Regions from separate parts of the Homo sapiens genome. Here region 2 is linked to region 1. A link is an interaction called in ENCODE POLR2A ChIA-PET data of the cell type or tissue named here. Cell type or tissue: PC-3. All regions are shown on one strand. Links, peaks and the distances in the headings refer to the core of each region. The heading gives the core; the rest is flanking DNA.

Region 1 (4,405 bases), core at 86-4,085:
GTGGGAAAAAATGGTAACTTCAGTTTTTGAGTGACAAGAACAAAATTACCTTTCTGTAATTTCAAGTAGTCCTTGAAAGTAATAAACTGGATTCACAATTAATCCTCAAAACAGCTTCTATTTGCAGGAATTAACTGCACAAACACCTTCTATTAATACAAAGTAAAACATTCACACACTAAACATATGACTTAGTCGAAGACACAGATAAAGTATTATTTTCTCTCTCAGCTATCAGTAGATGTGCCAAAAAACTTAATCTCATACAACCAGGCAGATATTTATGAGATCTACCATTATGAATAAGACTCAAATAGGCCGGTTTCCAAATTTTGTAGTGGCTACAGAGAATAAAATGGATCTAGAGCTCTAACACAGTTCCACAGGGTCCCTAGTAATGGATGCTACACATTATTAGCATGTGTTATAATCAAGATGTTGATAAAAAGATCTAAGTATTAAACTCAACCAAATGCTTTCTCTCTTCCTCTGCAAAATAAATACAGAAAAGGTGGTGTCTCTAAAGATTATCAACCCCTCCTCAAAAGATTCTGGTTACACAAATATTTACACATTACCCGAGTAACTGCAAATCCAGTATTTCTTGATAAAGCTCACACTTTTCAGTCTGATTTTTGTATCCTGATTTCTTTAGTCATCTTTAAACGTTTAAAAATGTTTTCGAGACAGAACTAAAATTTAAGCGCAAAACAAAGGAATTCAGTCTGCCTTTAGTATTCCAACTAAAGACTTCCTGTTAACAGCAGGATTCCTTTCTTTGGAACATACAGTAAGTGCGTGACTGGTATGCGGCCAAGAACATTAAAGGTCAAATTTTCTAATCTGAAAGTTCTACAGCTAAACGTAGAACTTTCTAGGCTCTAAAACTTTCTGAGATTATACAACTTGTTTTTGTGCTTCTACTAAATACAATAAGCTGAATTTAACCCTTGACACAAGGTGTTTCCTGAAAATCTAATAACTAATTGACAGGAATTACTATTGCCATTAAGTCATTACAAAACAAATTTTCCAACCTTTTTATGCTTATGACAATCAAAATTCAATGTTTCTGAAAATAGATCTATCGCACAAACCTATCCTATCCTCCTACAAACTTACTTTCTCCTTTCTATTCATTCAAATTCCTTGAACCTTATTCAGCATAAATCCTAAAAATATGTTTTAAGTCTTCTCAAGGTGAATTCAAGAAACTTTCAGCTACTGTCTCATATTCAGATTTTTCCCTTGTGGAAGAGGCAGTTATTAGGCTTTTCTGTTTGGCATGTAATTGGTTATTAATCTTTCCCTGCAACTTTAGAGATTCCTTCAAAAAAAGTACTACTTTTTTCTACAAGGTAAAACATTAAATCTATATTGCCCTGATAAAAATTAATCTTATCAAATGAAGTCTCTCAAGCTCTCAAGCAGTGTATCAACTGCTGTAAAGAATTTTTTTTTTTTTTTTTTTTTGGTTGGGAGAGATACCTTATTACCTGAGATTCTTCAACTACCTGCAACCTTCTTTAAACCTAACGCAATCTGATATAAAAGAGCCTGGGATGAGACTTCGAAGGCAGAAGTCTACTGTCTCATTAAAACAAGGTCTTGGCTATTCCATGAAATCAAATCTTATTTCAGTGCATGTGTGTTCCAATAAAACTACTGTATTGCAGGAGGCAAGTCTATCTGGCCTATGGGTGTAGCTTGCTGACTCCTGCTGAAGCCTCCCTCATAAAATTAAAAACACCCTCAAGATTAAAATTACGGTAGGGGCCCGAATTTTGATAAAATATTTTCCTTCTCTTTTTCCACCTCCATGTATGACTGCTTGCAAAGTCATTTCAACAAATGGCAGTCACTAATAATTGTCTTCCTGTGGCAGCCCCTGGGCAGGCTGCCCATAAGATTAACAAACCTGTTTCTTTTAAAGAACAATAATCCAGACTGGGTGCTGCGGCACATGCCTGTAATCCCAGCACTTTGGGAGGCCAAGGCAGGCAGATTGCTTGAGCTTGGGAGTTTGACCAGCCTGGGCAACACTGAAATTCAGTCTCTACTAAAAATACAAAAAATTAGCCAGGTGTGGTGGTGCATGCCTGTAGTCCCAGCTACTCAGGAGGCTGAGGTGGGAGGATTGCTTGAGCCCGAGGTCGAGGCTGCAGTGAGCTGTGATCATGCTACTGCACTACAGCCCGGGCAACAGAGCAAGATCCTGTCTCAAAAAAGAAAATAGAAGAGAAGAACAAGAAAACAATGATCCTAGATCACACAGACCCCCTTGATAGTTTCCAGAATTTGGACTGGCCAAACAGGCCAGGCCACTTTGATCACTGGTGATCTCACCTCCTGCAAACTCTTCTGCTAAGCTATAGGTTTAAACAGTAACCTGCCATTTTTTCCCAGCTTTCTTTCCATAGTAACTGGCAGTCACAAACACTACTGTAAAACCTAAGACTGGTCTTCGAGATATTTTTCAGACTTTGCTTACAAGTGGACCAACTGACACCAAATGGACCAGTGTTCCATGAACTCAACCAAGGAACTGACTTGGTCTTGTGACTCCCCAATTTCCCAGCAACTGATTCAGCACATGAAGACAGCATTGATAACCCTATGATCTCATACCAGTCCAATCACCAGCACCCATCCCCTAGCCCCCTGCCTGCCAAATCATCTTTAAATATCTTAGCTTCTCCAGTCTTGGCGGTGATGACTCTGAGAAACATTTCCCATCCTCCTTACTCAGCTGCCTTGCAATAATTAAACTCTTTCTTCTTTACAGTATCTGCTGTCTCAGTGTTCTGCTCTATTCGGATAGCAGACAAGAGCCCAGTCAGGTGGTAACATTGTTTTATAGCATTTTTTGGATACATAATTATTTGCACATGTTTATGGGGTACATGTGATATTGTGATACATGCAAAGAGTATGAAATAATCAAGTCAGGGTATTTAGGGTATCCATCACCGTGAGTATTTATCATTTCTATGTGTTGGGAACATTTCAAGTCCTCTCTTTTAGCTATTTCAAAATGTTAACTGTAGTTACCCTACTCTGCTATCAAACCTTAGAACTTATTCCATCTAACTTTATGTTTGGACCCATTAACCTACCTCTCTTTACCTCCCCTCCCATCCTTCCCAACCTCTGCTATCATTCTATCTCCATGAAATCAATGTGTTTCGCTCCCACATGTGAGTAAGAACATGAGACACTTCTCTTTCTGTGCCTGATTTCCCTTAATATAATGACCTCCAGTTCCATTCAAGCTGCTGCAAATGACATGATAAACATGGGAGTGCAGGTATTTCTTTGATATACTGATTTCTTTTCCTTTAGATAGATACCCAGCAGTGGAACTGCCGGATCATATGGTAGTTCTGTTTTCGGTTTTCTGAGAAATTTCCAAACTGTTTTTCATAGTGCCTGTCCTAATTATTGTAACATTCCCACCAACAGTCTGTAACAGTTGCCTTTTCTTCACACTCTCACCAGTAGTATATTTTTTTGTCTTTTTAACAATAGCCATTCTGACTGGGGTAAGACACCTCACTGTGGTTTTCACTTACATTTCCTTGACGATTAGTGATGTTGCACATTTTTTCACATACCTTTTGGCCATTTGTATGTCTTCTTTTGAGAAACGTCTATTCATGTCCTTTGCCCACTTTTTAATGGGGTTGTTTTTCTTACTGTTGGCTTCCTTGCATATTCTGGATATTAGTCCCTTGCTGGATGAATCTTTTGCAAACACTTTCTCCTATTCAATATGTTGTCTCTTCATTCTGTTGTTTCCTTTACTGTGCAGACGCCTTTTGGTTTAATATAGTCCCATATGTCTATTTGTTTTTGTTGCCTGTGCTTTTGAGGTCTTAGCCATAAAATCTTTGTTAGATCGATGTCCTGAAGTGTTTCCCCTACATTTTCTTCTAGTACTTTTATAATTTCAGGTCTTAAGTCTTTAATCCATCTCAAGTTGAATTTGCATATGGTGAGACAAGGGTCAGATTTCATTCTTCTGCATGTGGATATCCAATTTTCCCAGCATCGTTTATTGAAGAAAGTGTCCTTTTCCCAATGCACGTTCTTGGTGCTTTTGTAAAAAAATCAGTTGGCTGTAAATATGTGGATTTATTTCTGCATTACCTATTTTTGTTCCATTGGTCTATGTGTCTTTCTATACCAATACCATATTATTGTGGTTACTATAGCCTTATTTGTGGTTACTATAACCTTGTATGTGGTTACTATAGCCTTATTTCGAAGACAGGTAGTGTGATGCTTCTAGCTTTGTTCGGTTTGCTCAGGATTACTTTGGGTATTTGGGCTCCTTGTTGGTTCTGTGGAAATTTTAGGATTGTTTTATTTCTGTGAAAAATGACTGGTATTTTAATAGGGATTG
Region 2 (4,405 bases), core at 164-4,163, 72 kb before region 1:
TTCTATGTGCATTCTCCAGTACCTTTTGCATATGTGTAGTTTGTTGCAAACAATTATTTCAGTCTATAGAAAGTTATGATCTAGTTTTCTGCCCCAAAGCTGTTTCTCTATCCAAAATATTATGTCTAGCTTGGGTCTGTGATTCACATTTGTGTGCTCAGATCATAATTAAATCATAGGCAAGGAGCGTCATCAAATAAAATATGTATTTGCTATTCTCAAAAAGGGCCTTTGTACTGAGACTGAAATTAGGTGGTAGGTAGGACTGTAATCAGACATGAATAGATAATAGTATTAATAACAGTCACCATTCATTAAGCATGTACTATTTGTCAGATTCTTCAATCTTTATTTAATGGAAATTACTTTGTTAAGTCTTCACAAAGGCTTTCTGATATGGGTACCATTATGAATCTTTTTAAAATGGAGCATAGTGAGCCATTGGGAAGCTAAATAATTTCCACAACTTTATGTTGTAAATTGTAAGGCTGGGATTTAAACAAAGGCTCTCTGACTCCAGCACCTGTGAAATGGCAATATAGAAGCTATTATCTTTCAGATAAAAAGTCAACTTTTCTTAACTTTGCAGAGAGAACAACTCTGATTCGTGGCTATAGGCAATGGTCTGTTGTCTCTAGATGCTTTGTATGATTGTTCAGAAAGTAGTGGTGTATACTTATCTCTACTCATGCAAAACTAAAATTATATATTTTCAGTATTTCAATAGCATTATTTTATAGATGAACAGCAATAAAGTTATCAATGTGATATATATATATCAATGTGATCTGAAGACTTATTTAAAATTATGCCAAGAGATGATTGCCTTGCTTTTATCTAGTTATAAAACTTCTTATCAAATAGACATCATGAAGAATGTCTACCTAAAGATATTTTCAAAAATTTAGATAAAAGATTATTTAAGAGTCCAGTTTGTTTCAAAATTATTATCATTGTCTTAGTCACTCTGGGCTGCTGTAACAGAAAATCATAGACTGGGGTGGCTTAAACAACAAACATTTATTTCTCACAGTTCTGGCAGCTGGATGAGATGAGACTGCCAGCAGGGCTGGGTTTTTTTGTAAGGGTCTTCCTCCTGGTTCATAGACTGCTTTCTTCGTGTATCCTCATAATTCAGAGAAAAGGGGCTCTGGTTCCTTAATTTTCTTATAAGGGAACTAACTCTATGATGGGAGACCCTCGTAACTTAATCTAAGCATAATCTAAGGCCTCCCAAAGGCCTCATCTCTAACATTGGGGATTAAGGTTTCTACAATAGCAATTATTGAGGGTTTCTTTGAGGCTAGGTCATATATCTGATCTGAGGAATTAATTGGTGTATGTATAGACTTTCTGTTCTTATGATATAAAGCAAACGAGCCTATGTATGTGTTGTCCAAAAGTTATTTGATTGCTACCAAAGAGGCAGAATTTTTTTTTTTTTATTGTAGTAGAAAGATCTGGGATGAAAGTTTTGACTCTTGCAATCTAATCCCAGTTTGGCAGTTACCGTCCATGTGAACTTGGACCTGTAATCTGTCACTTTCTAATAGTTGTGCTCTTGGGAAATTTAATTAGATTCTTAATTTTCTCATGTGTCAAAAATACAGATAATAATAAATACCGTACTGGAACATTACAAAGATTAAATAAATAACATGAGAAAGATATAGAAATCCTATATGAGGAAGTCTACCATTTCCTTCCTTCTAAATTCCATTTCCATCTCTTGGGCAAGGTCAGTCACATCTTTGGCTTTAATTTCCTCATCTATAATAATACCAATAGCATGCTTGAGAATCTGTGATTCTGAGCCCTTCTAGGTATTTCTTCCTATATATGTTCAGCTTTAAAAAGTATTGCAAGGATCCTTTATGTAAATAAGCTATTTCTAGGGGATAAAGAAAGTGTGAACTACAACCATTTTATTCCTCTGCTCCAAAAGTAGAGTGCTTTGCTTTGATTTTCTTTCTGACTCAGCAGACAGAGACATCTGCACTGACTTAGAGTTTTCTTGAAAAATTTTTTTGATTCAGTCATATGATCAGAAAGAACAAATGTAAGTCCTCCTGGGATATAGTGTGAATGACATTAAAATATGTCATTAAAACAAACATTTCTTTTCTTTCTTTCTTTTTTTCTTTTTCTTTTTTGAGACAGGGTCTCCCTCTATTGTCCAGGCTGGAGTGCAGTGGCACAATCATATCTCACTGTAGCCTTGACCTCCTGGGCTCAAGTGATCCTCCCACCCCCGCCTCCTGAGAGCTGGGACCACAGGCACGTGCTACCACACCTGACGAATTTTAAAATTTTTTGTATAGACAGGATCTCACTATGTTGCCCAGGGTGCTCTTGACTCCTGGGCTCAAGCGATCCTCCCACCTCAGCCTCCCAAGGTGCTAGGATTACAGGCATGAGCCACTGCACCCAGCATAAAATGAGCATTTATAATTCCAGTATGCTCCTGTGTCGGATGTTTGAGAGTTAAGAGGTACATATACATTTCTTGGCACTTTGAGATGATTAGCTGAACCAGTCACTGCTCTGTTCAACAGGTGGATTTTCGGAAAAGACATATGAATGGAGCTCAGAAGAGGAGGAGCCAGTGAAAAAGGCAGGACCAGTCCAAGTCCTCATTGTCAAAGATGACCATTCCTTTGAGTTAGATGAAACTGCATTAAATCGGATCCTTCTCTCGGAGGCTGTCAGAGACAAGGAGGTTGTTGCTGTATCTGTTGCTGGAGCATTTAGAAAAGGAAAATCATTCCTGATGGACTTCATGTTGAGATACATGTACAACCAGGTATGCAGGAAGTACTTTAAAAAGTTTTCTTTCTTCTGTGCTTCTGTCACTTCATGTTTTTATTTCATGGTGTTCAAAATTTTCATTTCTATTATTATGTACCCTATATATGAACCAGCTAAAGAAATGCTGTGGTGTAACCATTCCAACCTCAGTGCTTTGGGGACCAAACTACACAGACCAATTTTCTCTGAAGCTGCTTTGCTGCATTTCCCTTAGAATATAACTTATATTTTTATTCTTTTAAAAATAGGCACATAATATTCTGATTATAGACTTAAATGTTATAGTGTTTAAAATGTCACATAATTTTTGTATTGTAATCACTTTTTTCCAACATTTAGTATGAAATATTTCAAGCATATAGCAAAGTTAAAAAAATTTTATACTAAACATCTTGGTATCCACCACCCAGATTCTACCATTAACATTAGTATTCCTGCTTTATCACTTATGACTCCATCTATTCATCCCTCTTTCCAGCCATCACTCCAAGTTATTCTTTGATGCATTTGAAAATAAATTGCTGGCCGGGCACTGTGGCTCACGCCTGTAATCCCAGCACTTTGGGAGGCCGAGGTGGGTGGATCACGAGGTCAAGAGATCAATACCATCCTGGCCAACATGGTGAAACCCTGTCTCTACTAAAAAAAAACACACAAAAATTAGCTGGGTATGTTTTCCTTGTCCTTCAAGGTTATTTTTCAGGCTTAGGATTTTTATGAATATCTCAATGTAGATCATTGACTCAGAGTGAATGTTATGGAAATGTTATTATGCTAATTAATAATAATCACAATTTATTCATTGAAGTATGCATCCCAAGACATTTTTCCAGGTAATACCTTATTGGAAAAATTTCAATTTCTACCTCAATAGTAATTATTTATTGACTACCTGCTAAATGTTCTAGATTGTGCTAGGCACTATGGTGGATACCAAAGAAAACATACCATAGATTTTGCACTTAGGCATCTCATGGTTTGGCCAAGGAGACAGAATAACAATAGGTGAAATATTTAGAGCATCATTACATGGTGATATGGTGACAGATATATTTTTTCTTTTCTTTCTTTCTTTTTTTTTTTTTTTTTTTTTGATACAGAGTTTCACTCTTGTTACCCAGGCTGGAATGCAGTGGCGCAATCTTGGTTCACTGCAACCTCTGCCTCCCGGGTTCAAGGATTCTCCTGCCTCAGCCTCCCAAGTAGCTGGGATTACAAGCATGCGCCACCACATCTGGATAATTTTTTGTATTTTTAGTAGAGACAGGGTTTCACTATGTTGACCAGGCTGGTCTCAAACTCCTAACCTTGTGATCCACCTGCCTCGGCCTCCCAAAGTGCTGAGATTACAGACATGAGCCACCATGCCCAGCCTGATCGACGTATTTCTAAGTGTAGTTCAGGGAAGGGCATATTGTAGGCAAAAGTAACTGGAGAAAGCTTCATAGAGATATTGGAAGTTAGAATAGATTTTGAAGATGTGTGGATCTGGACCAGAAAAGGAAGAATGGACATTCTGGACTATGAGGAATAAGTATAATATATGTATTAAACAGAGTGTACACCTTCTTCCCTAGAGTGGAAATTAAGTATTGGA

Evidence for each region. ChIA-PET counts read pairs that join two places held together with the same protein. Peaks named below come from ENCODE experiments on the same cell type or tissue, not always from the same donor. Only the 100,000 strongest peaks of a DNase experiment are listed, where the experiment ranks them.
Region 2: POLR2A ChIA-PET joins it to region 1 with 5 read pairs; 5 of 35 experiments call an interaction of 5 or more read pairs at or near these places.

Annotation. Positions count from the first base shown.
Region 1 is chr14:50,657,622-50,662,026 of GRCh38, forward strand. The region is part of intron 2 of SAV1 (salvador family WW domain containing protein 1); the gene reads right to left. Among named protein-coding and RNA genes, the nearest start is that of SAV1, 8.5 kb to the right of the region's middle. RefSeq lists an enhancer at 1-111. In PC-3, for the core only: no CTCF peak of the experiment used is centred there; DNase peaks (open chromatin) are centred at 1,900 and 2,340; H3K4me3 peaks cover 381 bases; H3K27ac peaks cover 2,099 bases.
Region 2 is chr14:50,585,276-50,589,680 of GRCh38, forward strand. It overlaps ATL1 (atlastin GTPase 1), which reads left to right. Exons shown (of 14, transcript NM_015915.5): 2 at 2,556-2,803. Among named protein-coding and RNA genes, the nearest start is that of ATL1, 27 kb to the left of the region's middle. In PC-3, for the core only: no CTCF peak of the experiment used is centred there; no DNase peak of the experiment used is centred there.